Regions from separate parts of the Mus musculus genome. Here regions 1 and 3 are each linked to region 2. The links are chromatin loops, found by intact Hi-C in ENCODE. Cell type or tissue: heart. All regions are shown on one strand.

Region 1 (5,000 bases), 190 kb after region 2:
GAATAAAGCAATGAAGTTGCCATCAAGTTTAAGGGGAAATGATTTTTTTTTTTCAGTAAGTGGGGTTGGGTTAGTTGGTATCTGTATGGAGAATAAAATAATGGACTTTTATCCCTTGTTATACTTTCAAAAAAGTTGTCAGAGTAAACAATAGACTTAAATGTGGAAAGTGAGCGATCTAAAAGAAATGTTTCAAGAGCCTTTGAGTAGAGAGAGTCTTACACATGGCACAAAAGAAATGATTATAAACTGAAGAAGAACGAAGACCAAAGTGTGGACACTTTGCCCCTTCTTAGAATTGGAAACAATCACCCATGGAAGGAGTTACAGGACAAAGTTTGGAGCTGAGACAAAAGGATGGACCATCTAGAGACTGCCATATCCAGGGATCCATCCCATAATTAGCCTCCAAACGCTGACACCATTGCATACACTAGCAAGCGTTTGCTGAAAGGACCCTGATATAGCTGTCTCTTGTGAGACTAGGCCGGGGCCTAGCAAACACATAAGTGGATGCTCACAGTCAGCTATTGGATGGATCACAGGGCCCCCAATGGAGGAGCTAGAGAAAGTATCCAAGGAGCTAAAGAGATCTGCAACCCTGTAGGTGCAACAACATTATGAACTAACCAGTACCCCAGAGCTCTTGACTCTAGCTCCATATGTATCAAAAGATGGTCTAGTTGGCCATCACTGGAAAGAGAGGCCCATTGGACACGCAAACTTTATATGCCCCAGTACAGGGGAACGCCAGGGCCAAAAAGTGGGAATGGGTGTGTAGGGGAGTGGGGGGGAGGGTATGGGGGACTTTTGGGATAGCATTGGAAATGTAACTGAGGAAAATACGTAATAAAAATATTTTTAAAAAAGAAATGATTATAAATTGATCTGTGTGAAAACTTGTTTCAGACGATATTAAGAGATGCCAACTGGCACAAGGTGTCTGCAATAAATGCATCCAAGAAGGAAGTCACACCCAGCCATGCAAAGAACTGCAAACGGAACAAAACTAACATTTCCTTTAAAGACATTATGCAGAAGACACTCCTCATCGTTATGCATCTGTTCTTTTACAGTCTAGTTTCTGCAGGGTTCACAGAAACGGAAAACAACCTTGAATGGAAAGATCCAAAACGATGCTCTCTACCTTCCCTTACAGATCTGCTTAGCTTCAGTTTAGTTGAGCTAATTTGATCTTCTCAGTACTTACTAAAACCTGAAACCTGCACCTCTTTGAGTTTAGTGGCCAGCTGGCCCTGGTCTGCCTCAAGTGTCTCTCCCACCTACTTCTCCTTTCCCACAAGTGGATTCAGATTCCTTTCTGGGACCTGTTATCTTCTATCAGCCCTTCCCCGCCCCGGCTCGACCCCCCCCCCCCTTCAAACAACCCATTTACAATACAGATGGGATATACCTACAGGTGGCAAATGTGTTACACTTTAAACTTTGTAGTATTCCACACTTCCATCTCTTGATGACCCCATACATACTTAAATCTTTGTAACCTCCGTTTCTCCATCTTGAATATGGGCTCAAGTTTCTCTGTATTTTCAAACGTCCTCCCACCGTTATTTTTTGCATCTGCAAGGGGTGATTGATTGGTAGGTTGAGGTTGTAACAAAAAATTATAATACCCACGATAGCTAGCAAGCACAACTAGGCGTTTGGCCAGTATGGAAAACGTGCTAGAAAAGTGGGGAAGACAAAACTTAGGTCTTTTAAAGTTAGAACTCAGAAAAGTGGGCGAGTTTAACAGTGGGGATATGTACACAAATGCCTGAACTGTAATTTCTTTTTCTTCGTGGACTGTCATGTTTCCAGACTGAGGTCTTATATATATCTTGTTTGAGGAAGCCAACGACCACTTCAATCATTTCACCTACTAAAACAGACTTGGTAAAACGAGTTACTGAGCGTTATCAAGAGCTTTTAAATCAAGTTTGGTGAACCTATAACTGCCACTCCCTCCTGTTGCCCCTTACCACTCAGTTTCAAAGAATTCGCAGGAAACTTCCTAGTGTGATGTTTGGCTCTAAGGACGGCGGGGGACGGGGGGCTTACTGGTTACTTAGAACACAAAGCAGCAATAAGACCATTAGCTATAGGTCACTTTCATCCACGCGGTGCTTGTGAAACAGGCTTTTCTTGGTTTGGAAAGCCGACTTAGGAAGGAAGCTTGGGGTGTGGAGCTCTGGCATCTGGCAGGCCCTCCGGAAAACTCCGTCCTCCATGCCGGTAACGTGACTTCCGGCGAGCCAGGCCGTCCGGGTTCTCCACGGAGAGAGTCATGCGAACTGATGCGCCATCCCGGGCTCTGCTGCCGGAAAAGACCTGGCTGCCACGAGTGACGTCACGCACAACTTGGCCGCCGGCGGTAGCCATGATGAAAACCGGAGTAAACGGAGCTTAACGTGACACTCCTTAGCGAAGCCAGAACTACCTCCCGACGGATCCCCAGTACCTTACAGTGGGCTCCGAGACAATATTTCAAAGCTTACAAGCCATGCCGGATCCCCCACGGGCGTACGGCGGGGCGCGGGACTCACGGCCACGCCCTCGGGGCGGGGGCTTGGCTGCGTCACGGGTAGGGGCGGGGCCGGAGAGCGTTTCCTCCTCTTTCCCAGCCGGCCCCGCGCCTACCTGCCCACCCTTCGCCTCCTTTTCCGCGGCTGCATGCTGCGCGACCGCTGATTGGCTACGGAGGACGGAAGCTCAGTTGGGGTTTCTTTAGAAGTTTTCCCTTCCTGGGCGGCGGCGGAGCTGGTAACCAAGGTAGAAACGCTCAGGCAGAAGCTTTCTTGACTCCTAGGGATGGCGGCAGCTGCAGCAGGACCTGCATCGTCCCAGCGGTGCGTGATTTTCTTCACCTTTGCTGTTTGTCTTTCTATTCTTTCCTTGATTAGAGAGACCTGCTGAAGTCGTTGTTTTCTTGGCAGGCTTTTCCAGAGCTTCTCAGATGCTCTGATCGACGGGGATCCCCAGGCAGCATTAGAGGTGAGTGAGCTCACTGGGACTGTTGGGTCCCTACAGACCCCTCCTCTTCCCGGCATTACCTTCGTGGGAGCAAAGCTACAATGTATCTAAGTCCCAAAATTAAGATACTTAATCTCTTTGTCTCCTTAATACCTTTGCCATAGATCTTGCCCTTCCTCTCCACAAGCTCCCGATGAGGGCACCTCCCTCCCATTTATTTCTTGGAAACATAGTTACTGTCTGTGGTTGCACTTATAATGGCATTTATGATCAAGGAAAAGGCGAAAATAGGGCTTGATGTATCAATTTTTTACTTTAACAGTTATGTTTGCCCTTATATGTCAGGTACTGTTAAGTGTCCTTAATTAAATTTACTAAAGAACATTTTCCCTCTGTGCCTTCCACTTTACAGATGACTGTGGTTGTTCTTTATACAGTTGTTTATAAAACCGCGCTTTTTATCTAGGCTGGCCTTAAACTTTGGATCCTGCGAGTTCTTGGGATGTATCAGTAAATAAACCCTGCCTACATTTTAGTATTATATGATTTGCTTTTGGGCCATTTCAGGTGAAGTCTAGAACAAACTAGCTTTGTACGGATGTTTCTTAGGAGCGCTGGCTGGACTCCAGAGAGTTATCGGCACATGTCAAGTATGGTGGTACAGGCCTGTAATCCTGGTACTCAGGCGGTGAATGCCCTAGGGTCAGAAATTCAAGGTCATCCTCAGCTACTTTGTGAGTTGAGGCTAGCCTGGGATGTGTGAAATTCTTCCCGACACTTCAGAGCTCCCCCGCTGGAAAAAAGGAAACATTTTTATGTTTTGAGCCTTAGAGAAATCACTTTTGTAGAGACTAGCAGACTAGGATAGCTACATTGTTGTTTTAATGTTACAAGCTCCGCTTTGTATTCTTAGGTCTACAGAGTGATCATGAGGTTTGATAGCGCGGTATTAGAGAGCCTGCTGGTGTTGGCGCACACCTTTAATCCCAGTGCTTGGGCGGCAGAAGCAGGTGGATCTCTTGAGTTTGAGGCCCACCTGGTCTACCATGAGAGTTCCAGTATGGCCAGAATTACACAGAGAAACCCTGTCTCAAAAGAAACAAAACAACAAAAATCAAGGCATTAGTGACTTTGAGATTAGGGCTACAGACGCAAGTATCTTTATATTTTCTGCCAAAGGAAATTAAAACCCGAATTGAGAGTAGGGGGAAGGACTGAAAAAGGAGAAGGAAATGAATAATTATTAAAAGGTTATTGAGTGCTGGCTACAGATCTAGGCTGCCCCCAAAGCCCTAATAATTGGCAGATGCTGCCCCTTCTAATGTGTTCCATGCAATTCTCTACAGCCCCTTGGCTACCTCACATTCTGGACTTTACTAGTTTCTTCTATTTGAATGAAAATGGGTACCAATGAAGCATGGGTACAAGGGTAAGAAGTTTATTTTAAACTGCCAAGGCTGTCTCTGAGGAGAGCAGCAAGATGCGGGGTGGGGGGATGTAGGGGGGTATACGTGTGTGTGTGTGTGTGTGTGTGTGTGTGTGTGTGTGTGTAAGATCTTCTGGGTTATATGGAAGCCATACCTGGGCCTGTGGGCTGGGTTAGGGGGTGGGGGACTTGTGAGTATGGAATAAGGAAGTGTGGAGGCTACCATTGACCTTGACACGCCAATGAGAACCACAGAGATATGTTAATGTATCCCTTTTGCCAGAGATGAGGGGAAAACTTAGCACATAGGAACTATTTCAGACTGGGGAAAGGGATTTCTTGGCGGGCTTGGGGGTGGGGTGGGGTTGGGGACGACGACTGACATTGTTTCTGGTCCTGCTTGGTTTTACTCTGTTCATGGTACAGTAGCCAGCATGACAGTTGGATCATGTCACTCTCCTACTAGAACTTTCCATGTCCTTCCCTCGAAATGAAGGTCCAAACAATTTCTTTCCAATGCCCATCAGGGTGCCTGGTGCAGTGGATATCTTGGAACTCTTTTTCTTTTTGTAGAGCTACACTGTTTGAGGTGCATCTGCTT
Region 2 (5,000 bases):
AGAAGCTACAGGAATCGGGAAATGGCACATCCTATAAAGTTCATTCTCCAGAACCCTTTTGCTTGTTTTGTTTTTCAGAGACAGGGTTTCTCTGTGTACCCTTCGCTGTCCTGGAACTCACTCTGTAGACCAGGCTAACCTCAAACTCAGAAATCTGCCTACCTCTGCCTCCCTAAAGCTGGGATCAAAGGCGTGCGCCACCACTGTCTAACATGGAAGGTGACTCAAGATAGGGTTGCCCGTGTCAATCACTTGCCAGAGATAACTATAGGTAATAATTCTACATAAGACACCACATTGACAGATGCAATGTTTGCTTTCAGGTGAACTTCATCCTATGCCCCCCACTCCGTCCCCTATGTTTGAGAGGGTTTGATCTTCTTTTGTTTTGTTTTGTTTTGTTTTGTCTTGAGAGAGGGTTTCTCTGTCTAGCCTTGGCTGTCCTGAAAATTGCTCTGTAGACCAGGCTGGACCCAAACTTTTAGAGATCTGCCTGCCTCTGCCTCCCAAGTGCTGGGATTAAAGGCATGTGCCACGGATGCTTGGCCTGAAACAACATTTTTGTTTCTTGAGTTTTTTTTTTGTTCATTTGTTTGGGTTGTTTGTTTGTTTGTTTGTTTGTTTGTTTTTAAAGAAGAAAAAGAAGCCAGCAGTGCTGAAGAGTAGACTCAGTCAAATATTCTAGCTCTTCCAGAGTTCCCAGCACTTGACAACCCCCTCTATACCCAGAGGACCTAATGATTACTCCTAGCCTCTGTGCATTCTCTCTCTCTCTCCTCTCTCCTCTCTCTCTCTCTCTCTCTCTCTCTCTCTCTCTCTCCCCACACACACTACAATTAAAAATAAAATAAATCTTTTTTAAAAAGAAAAAAAAAATACATGGTGGCACACACTTGTAGTTTCAGTCTGGAAAGTTGAGAACAAATCCTCCAGGCTATCTGGTGAGCTCTGTCCTAGTAAAAGACCCTGTCTCAAAAACCAAGGTGGACAGCTCCTGACTTATTTACACTTAAGGTTGCTCTCTGACCTCCACACACATGTACACACAGGTACACCCACTTGTACACATGTACATATATACGCATACCTTAGTTGTCTAGGCTATGGTGGGGTAAAACAGGAGAGCAAGAATTCAAAACAAAACAAAATAAAAAACCTCCACAGGGCTGGAGAGATGGCTCAGTGGTTAAAAGCACTGGCTCCTCTTCCAGGGGACCTGAGTTCAAATTCCAGCAACCACATGGTGGCTCATAAATGTCTGTAATGAGCCGGGCGTGGTGACACATGCCTTTAATCCCAGCACTTGGGAGGCAGAGGCAGGCGAATTTCTGAGTTCGAGGCCAGCCTGGTCTACAAAGTGAGTTCCAGGACAGCCAGAGCTATACAGAGAAACCCTGTCTCAAAAAAAAACAAACAAACAAAAAAATGTCTGTATTGGGGTCTGGTGCCCTCTTTCTGGTGTGTCTGAAAAGAGCAATGGTGGTGTACTCACATGCATAAAATAAATAAATAAATCTTAAAACAAAACAAAACCTCCACTATCTGTGCTGTGGCAATTCCAAGCCCAAACCTTAGACTGTATAACAGATATAATGTCTGCACAAACAGAAAGCCTAAATGAGCCAGCAGCTGTCATTTTATTACTGCCTTCCTGTTTTGTCTGGAACAAAAGTTATTTCTACCTTTCAACAGGAAATGGAGTTATAACATCGTTGTGATCTGCTGTACAGCAGGGTTATATGAATGTAATGCTTAGTCATTTCAAAGCCAAAGCTAAAAGAGAAGTGCTATGCAAATCAAAATGCAGTGTTTCTCAGAAAGAAAGCCAAATTCTGATTGGAAGCACCTGGGATTTCTAGCTAAACATCCCTTCCTGGCACTTTAGACAGGCTGTGCCTCCTTTAGAATCATGCATTAAGTAAAATAACAGTACAACCACATACCTCTTTTATATAACTAGCTGACACAGTAAAATCTAGGAGTTTGCTGTTATTCCCACAACCCATATAACCATGCGATTGAAGGCTGTGGTGGTTTGAATGAAACTACTTCTGTGAACTCACGTATTGGAATGCTTGGTCCCAGCTGATGGAACTGTTGGGGAAGGATTAGGAGATGTGGTCTTGTTGGAGGAGGTGTGTTACTGTCGCTGGGGGTAAGGGGAAGAGGCTTTGAGGTTTCAAAATACCACATCATTCCCAGTTAGCTCCCACTCCATCTCTAATTATTGTCTCAACATGTAAGTAAACTCTCAGCTACTGCTCCATCCCTGTGCCTGCCTATCTGCATCCATCCTCCCCAACATAGACTCACCCTCAGAGGGGTATATTCTAGAAGGAGAGATACTAGAATGCTGGCACCTCCCCTCACCACTTTGTTTCCCAGTTCTTATAAGGTAAACAGACTTAACACCGTGTTCTGCCTTGCCAAAGGTCCCAACGCAAGATGTCCAGGAACTGAAACTTTGACAACTATGAAGAAATTATTTCCTTTTTTGTTTTGTTTGAAGTTTTGGGTTATTTGTTTGTTTGAGGGTTTTGTTGTGGTTATTGGTGGTAGTGGTTTGGTATTTTTGTTTTTGTTTTTGTTTGTTTGTTTGTTTTTAGAGACAGGGTTTCTCCATATAGCCCTAGCTGTCCTGGAACTCACTCTGTAGACTAGGCTGCCCTCAAACTCACTGAGATCCACCTGCCTCTGCCTCCCAGGTGCTGGGATAAAAGGCATGTACCACCACACCTTGTAACACATTTAAAAAAAAAAAAGATTTATTTTATTTATATGAGTACATTGCAGCTGTCTTCAGACATACCAGAAGAGGGTATCAGATCCTATTACAGATGGTTGTGAGCCACCATGTGATTGCCAGAAATTGAACTCAGGACCTTTGGAAGTGCTCTTAACCTCTGAGTCATCTCTAACCTAACACATTTTTTAAAAAGTATGTGCAGTGCCCATGGAAGACAGAAGAGGGCACCAGATTCCCTGGAACTGGGGTTATAGATGATGTGAGGCATCATATAGGTGCTAGGGCTGCAGTCCATTTTCTGTAAGAGCATCAAGTGCTCAAAAGTACTGATCCATCCCTCCAGCCCCAACATAGTTGATAGAGAATGGTTTGCTAAGCTTTAAACATCCTCTTTCAAGCTGAGTTGGGATGCTTGTTTGTAAACCCAGATCTTTGGTGGATAAATGCAGGAGGAACAGAAGTTCAAGGCCATTCTTGACTATACTAGCAAGTTTAGGGACAGCATGGGCTACGTGAGACTCTATCTCAAATATCAACTAAATAAATATGCCTTTTCAATTACATTGTGTTAAGATCTCTTTCTGGGGCTGGCGAGATGGCTTAGTGGGTAAGAGCACTGACTGCTCTTCCAAAGGTCCTGAGTTCAAATCCCAGCAACCACATGATGGCTCACAACCACCCATAATAAGATCTGACACCCTCTTCTGGTGTGTCTGAAGACAGCTACAGTGTACTTATTTATAACAATAAAGAAATCTTTTTTAAAAAGTCTCTTTCTGCATTAATTATCATGCACATGCTACATTGTTTTCTTTGTTTAAAATGTTGGCAAATAAAGCACCGTACTTAAAACTAAATATAACTTAGCTTCAGAATTCTTTTTATATTGAGAGATAGCACAAAGTACATAAAGATTAATTTATATTTTAAAAATGTTCTACATAGGGCTGGAGAGATGGCTCAGTGGTTAAGAGCACTGACTGCTCTTCCAGAGGTCCTGAGTTCAAATCCCAGCAACCACATGGTGGCTCACAAACATCTGTAATGGGATCTGATGCCCTCTTTTGGAGTGTCTGAAGACAGTGACAATGTAGGTACATCTAATAAATAAATCTTAAAAAAAAAGTTGTTCTACATATTCATCAGTCTAGTCAAGCTTTCATAACAAAATACCATAGGCTGGTGGTTCAAATTCCTCGTGGTTTGGAGACCAGGAAGTCCTCATCTTAAACAACAAGGTGAGTTTTGCCTGTTAGCTTATAGGTGGCTACTTTCTGCTTACATGTCTGTTTTGTATGGCAATTTTTCTAACTGACTCTCACAGGTTTTTCTCTGACTTCCATTTGAGTGTGCAAACACACTAAAATTAATATTTTTATTATTTTTGAATTGTGTGTGTGTGTCTGTGTGGATGTGTGCATGTGTGTATGGATGCTTATGGAGGCACAAGACATTGGATCCTCTGGAGCTGGGCTTAGATGCCGTTGTAAACGACCTACTGCGGGTCCTGGGAACTGAACTCAGGTCCCCTGGAAGACCAGTAAGTGCTCTCAACATGTGAGCCATGTCTCCAGCCCCTAATTTTGTTTTTTTGAGAGACACATTTTGTAGTGGCCTTAAGCTAACTATATAGACTTCTGAGTCTCCTGCCTCTACTTCTCAAATGTGACCTGCCTCACAATTCCTGGCAGGAATTCTTAAGTTTTTTATGTATTCAAGTGGGCTTGAGTCTTTAGAGACAGGAACTCACCATTGCCCAGGTAGGTCTGGTACTCTGTAGCCCAAGATGGCCACTAGCCTCCTATCTCAGCTCCTGTGTGGTCGGATTTCAGGTGTGAGCCATCATGCTTGCCTCCTTAGATGCATTATGCTTTAGTTTTCTCTTCTGCAAATGGGTTTTTAAGATCATTATAGAGCCGGGCGTGGTGGTACATGCCTTTAATCCCAGCACTTGGGAGGCAGGGACAGGCAGATTTCTGCGTTTGAGGTCAGCCTGGTCTACAAAGTGAGTTCCAGGACAGCCAGGGCTACACAGAGAAACCCTGTCTCGAAAAAAGAAAAAGAGTATTATGGAACTATATGAACTAATAGGTTTAAAGCATTCAAACTAGTGACTAGTATATAGTAGGCAGAAGTAACTACCTTGAAGTGCATACTAGTAAATGTTAAATATTATTTTGTTGTATGTTGGTTTCTATCTTTTTCTCTCTTTCCACCATTTTTACTCACCCCTCCCTATTTGTGTTTGTTTTTG
Region 3 (5,000 bases), 87 kb after region 2:
AAGATAATTTATTTTCATAACTCATTAAAGTTATTTTATTGCATAGGTACCTCCTGGGATATTTTTTTCAATTTATGTGGTTTTAAAATCTCATGGCAGTTTTGGTAGGGATTAGCCTAAGCCAAATAAAATATGCACAATCTTTAGCACCTACTAGCAAAGCCAAAGGGAAGAGCAAAACTCCTCTCAAAGCCTAAGATGATTTAGTAGTGTGTAATGGCAGACTGTAGCACAAAATATGGCATCATTCCGTGGTGTACAATAGTTCTGCCAAGTAATACGTTATGTATATGCAAGACACTATAGGGTTTGCTTTTTCAAGACAGGATCTCTCTGCGTAGATCTGGCTGTCCTTGAACTCACTCTGTAGAACAAGCGGCCCTTGAGCTCGGAGATCTGCTTAATAGCCTCTGGATACTGGGATTAAAGATGGGAACCACCTCTGCCCTTGCTGACCCTGTAGTTTTTCAAAACGTATTTTCTGGGTCTACGCCCCTGTGAGTGTGTAAGGACATGAGCATAGCCGCTAATGGAGGTCAGAAGAGGCTGTCGGACACCCTGAAACTGGAGTTACAGGTAGTGTCGAACTGCCATGTGGGTACTGGGAACTGAACCTCAACCCTCTGCAAGAGCAGGAGTTGTTACTGACTGTGAAGCCATCTCTCCAGTCCCCATAGCCCACAGCTTTTGATACAGTAGCTTGTCTGATTGTAGAATGTCTAAGAGGGAAGAAAGCCAGCTGACGTCTTACTTTATGCTTTAAAAGTTGGATCTAAGTGGTGGTGCACACCTTTAATCCCAGCACTCCGCGAGGTCAGCCTGGTCTACAATAGCCTGAGTTTCAGGACAGCCAGGGCTATACAGAGAAACCCTGTCTTGAAAAACAAAAAAACAAACAAACAAACAAAAAGTTGGATCTAGGAGTCTAGCCATGGTACACACCTTTTTTGCCAGCACTTGGGAAGCAAAGCCAAGTAGATCTCTGTGGGCTGCGGGCTAGCCTGGTCTACAGAGTGAGTTGCTGTCTGGAAACCCTGTCTTGAAAAATCACCGCCCCCAACCCCCTTGCAAAAATAGTGGGCTCAAGGCTTTCAGCATAAGGTATATTACAGCTGCTCCCTTTGTATCTCACCAGGGAATAATGCTGTTCTCCTTCCTGTGGAGAACAGGAAAAACTACAATATTCCTTTTTAAGGGGCAGGTATTCCATAAACAAGATTATCCCACTCACTGTCCATTTCCTCAAAGTCCCCAGAAATAATTTGGCCTTAAAATCAAAGTCAGATTGATGAAAAGGAGAAGGCTATAGCTTTCATAAGAGGAATCAAACAAAAGAAACCTTTTTAGGTTTTGAAGAATAAAGAGCACTATACACGAAAGTGGCTTATACACACTAAAGTCAAAAAAACAACACATCACGTGAATATTTTAATAAAAATTTCATACAGGCCTATTGTCTGCTATCCAGCACTTGCAGTAATCACAGAATTTCTTTGGTTGTGACTTCCAGTAGTCGGCCCTGAAAAGATAAAAACAACTCTAAGCTTATCCAAAAATTGAAAGGAATTTTTACAGTTGTTAAAAAATGGGATATAAGGCTGTTTTCGGACTTCTGTCTTAGCAAAGCAGTTGTATTATTTATGTAAAGCTAAAGTCCGTGGAAAACTGCTCTCCGGTGAAGGTAAATCACACTGCACCGAGATGAAGAAGTCTCAAAGTATTTCTCTTTCCCGTGCCCTTCTAGCTAATTCATTCGTTCTGGGGACGCGAGGCTGGGAAAAGCCCCTGGACGTCTGAGGCCGCAGCGCCACCCCGGCCCCGGGCCCGGGCCCCGGCGGGCGGGCGGGGGCGGCACCCGAGTCCCCGGCTCCTGCCTAGAGGGCGGCCGCGTCTCCGAGAGAACCGGCCCCGCAGGTCGGGCGGCCCCGGGCGAGCGGAGGGGCGGGAGGAGGCCACTCGCGGGCGCCTGGCGGCGCAAGCCCGACCCGACCCGACCCGACTCACATGACGGCGGCAGCTCCGCGGGCAGCCCGCGATCCCGCTCACTGATGTCCGCCGGTGGCTCAAGCCAGGACCTCTCGGTCTCGGCGTCCCCCCCGGGTACGGCGTTTCCACGGGTGGACTACGGCGGCCGCGACGGCCCAACCCGCGCGCGCGGTTGTCACCGCCTCTTCCCCTCCCCCACGGGGCGGTACTCGCGGCGCCTGAGAGGTGGGGTCGGTATAAAGGGGTTGAGGTCACCCAGAAGGGACGAAAGCGCGACGGGACCGGAGCCGCGGGCCCCGAGCGTCCGACCCAGGCTCCATCCCGCGGTCCTCACGCCTCCCGGGATCCAGAACCTCCACTCCCGAGCTGGCTCGCAGCCGAGAGGCTCGATCGCCTCCCCCCAGCCCCGGCCGCACGCCGCCGTTCCCACAGCCGGCGCCGCCCTCGGCTTTGCCGGCTTGCCCGCCCGCTCTGTGACCGGGGAGCAGCCCGGGACCTGACGGCTGAGAAAGAAAGGCGCAGCCGCCCGTTCCGGGAGCGCACGGGGCGCCCGGCTTCGGCTCAGAACTTTCCAGGGGCGCGCACCGGCCCCGCTCCTCCCCCCCGCCACGCCCGCGCGCTCCGCCGGGCTCGTGCCCGCGCGTGGGGCAGCGGCCGCGGGGGCGGCTTCGGCGGCGCGAGTTGCAGCAGAGTGGCTGAGTGGTAGCGGCGCTGACGCTAGTCAGGTGGGTCACAGCAGTGCTTGTAGCAGCACTTCCCATATGGTCTAGCGGTTAGGATTCCTGGTTTTCACCCAGGCGGCCCGGGTTCGACTCCCGGTATGGGAACAGTGTCACTTTTTGCTCTAGTTGAGTTTACTTGCTTAGTGGCTCTGGCTGACTTCTGCAGCCGTGTTCGGGGTGAGTTTGGGAGCAGGCAGTGTAGTTGCTCCCGTGGATGGGAGCTTGGCTCTCGGAGGCCGGAGGAGCGCGGCGGCCGCTCTCGGGCCCGCTGCGAGAGGAGTTTCGCTTTCCCCGCGGCTGTACCCCGCCCTCAGCCCGTACTTTTCCAGGCGCTCGGGAGGTGATGATTAACTTGGGCCTCGCCTTATCTCCCCCCGCCCGGGTGCCCCCTCGGCCCACACCCTGCTCCGCCGCCCCCTTCCTACTCGGCGGGCCGGGGCGTGCCCGCTGCGCTCCAGTTACTGTCAACAGCGGCTGGAGACCACCCCGCTGCTCCCTATCGCCAGACCCCCGCCGATCCCTTGTCGCCGGCTGGGCTCTAGGACCCCCGCCGCGTGCACCCGAGCCCGGTCCACCGCTCCCCCCCCCCCCCAGCAACCCTCGCCTCAAGGCTTTTGCAGAATGTCTCTTATTTTCCTTCTAACTCCCCTTTCCTCTTCAAACACACGGCAAACTGCGGAGAAGAAAAATACCACTGGGATGAGATGTCTTGAAAGAACAGAGCCGGCTTTCCCGGAGGCTGTTTGGAGCGTCACTGATTTAAAAAAAAAAAAAAATCATGGGATGGAGGTGGAGCTTGGAAGACAGAAAATTAGCCCGGAGACTGGGGAGGGGATGTTACAACAAAGTTGCACTGTACTTTTAAATATAGAAGCCCTGTGTTTATTACAAAGAAGCGGCCCAGCTGTGTCAGCAGCCTGAGCGCCGTACACGAAACAAAAGCGTTATCATAAATGCAAGTTGAAATTAGAAAATTGGGGCAGCTGTAATGTTTAGTCTGTTGGGCCTTTGGGCACAAATAAGGAAAAACTGACTCCGGCGGATGAGTTTCTGGTCAAAACCATTACTGAGCAGAAGTTTTGGTTGTTTGTGTGTTCCCAACAATATTTTATAGCCTTAACTGGCACAGCTGAGTTTGAAAATAGCTGTTAATGTGATCTATGCGATTAGGGATTAATGAGCCTTTCCTCGTAAAAATTAAACCTAGAAAACTCCTTTAGCGAATATTTAAAACATTAACACAAGTCCTTATGCATGTCAGGTTCCCCACCCCCCACCTCCAGATGTTTTGAGGTGCCTGCTGAACAGCAGGCGCTTTAGGTAGGTGGGTAGTGGCTGGATAGAATCCCTTTGGCCTCCAGTCCTTAGCTATGGGATCGTGCGAAGGTCTTTGACCTGAGTGTAGTGGTGTCTTCTAGCTTTAGAGCCGTAAGCGTGTCACCATCATTATATTACTACGATAGTTTCTCCGTGTGGCTCGAGATAGCCTAGAACTCACTAGGAGCCGGAGCTGCTGAGGTTTATGGTCCTCCTGCTTCTGCCTCTCAGCAGTGGGCCTGAGGGTAAGGTGAGTCTGTTCAGACCTCATCTCAGTCTCACGTACCCCAGGGTAGCCTCAAAGTCTCTGCGGTGATGAAGATCTCCTTTGCTCTTGCACCTCCTGCCTCTTCAGTGCTCAGGTCACAGGCTTATGGCACCAGACTCGATTTTTTTTTTTAAGTTAATTACAATTCCTTATGTTTATGAATGTTTGCCTTCCTGTGTGCCACCTGTGTGCCTGGTGCCCAGGGAGGTCAGAACAGGCCAGATCCTGGAAATTGGAGCAATGGGTGGTTGTGGGCCTCCCTATTTGGGTGCTGGGGAATCAAGCCTTCATTTCCGCAGGAGCAACAAATGCTTCGAACCTCTCGAGCAGCCGCCTAGGTTCTCCAGAGCAGCACATTCTCCACAGAGTGTAGATAGGTTAGAACCAGGCACTTTGTTCTAGATTTGGAAGAAAGGACTCCTATCCCTGCTTTGTTTAATTTTTGCAAGTATTTGACCGGTGCTGAATAAAGCCTGTGTTATCATAGATGGAAGAGTAAGTGATCGCCGGTGGGCATACTGCATGTTTGGGGTGAGTTTAGGACAGTGGTACGGTGAGAGCATTCCTCCCCAAGATGTCCTCTGTCTAGCTCTGGGCCAGGTGGGGAACAGGCAGGCAGGGTCCGAGTTACACACAATTGTTCCTAGAGGTGGGGTGGAGATTTGGCTCAGGGAAGGGCAAGAATAGAGAGTGTTTGCCCTGCACCT

Evidence for each region. A loop is a pair of places that touch in the nucleus more often than their neighbours do. Peaks named below come from ENCODE experiments on the same cell type or tissue, not always from the same donor. Only the 100,000 strongest peaks of a DNase experiment are listed, where the experiment ranks them.
Region 1: it touches region 2 in a loop (3-fold over the local background); 11 of 42 quality-filtered maps call a loop at or near these places.
Region 3: a loop joins it to region 2, with 2.9 times the contacts of the local background. A loop is called at or near these places in 7 of 42 quality-filtered maps.

What each region holds. Positions count from the first base shown.
Region 1 is chr14:79,585,018-79,590,017 of GRCm38, forward strand. Sugt1 (SGT1, suppressor of G2 allele of SKP1 (S. cerevisiae)) reads left to right here and starts at 2,643. Exons shown (of 13, transcript NM_026474.6): 1 at 2,643-2,849; 2 at 2,937-2,994. The coding sequence starts at 2,812. In heart, no CTCF peak of the experiment used is centred here; DNase peaks (open chromatin) are centred at 2,254 and 2,664; H3K4me3 peaks cover 2,808 bases; H3K27ac peaks cover 1,911 bases.
Region 2 is chr14:79,391,781-79,396,780 of GRCm38, forward strand. No RefSeq gene overlaps it. Among named protein-coding and RNA genes, the nearest start is that of Mtrf1, 3.5 kb to the right of the region's middle. In heart, a CTCF peak has its summit at 2,964 (motif pointing right); no DNase peak of the experiment used is centred here.
Region 3 is chr14:79,478,927-79,483,926 of GRCm38, forward strand. Wbp4 (WW domain binding protein 4) reads right to left here and starts at 2,342. Exons shown (of 10, transcript NM_018765.3): 1 at 2,005-2,342; 2 at 1,447-1,519. The coding sequence starts at 2,006. Elf1 (E74-like factor 1) reads left to right here and starts at 2,268. Exons shown (of 9, transcript NM_007920.4): 1 at 2,268-2,711. n-TEttc4 (a tRNA gene) reads left to right here and starts at 2,742; the gene lies at 2,742-2,813. In heart, CTCF peaks have their summits at 1,880 and 2,079; DNase peaks (open chromatin) are centred at 2,155, 2,645, 3,495 and 4,305; H3K4me3 peaks cover 4,131 bases; H3K27ac peaks cover 3,699 bases.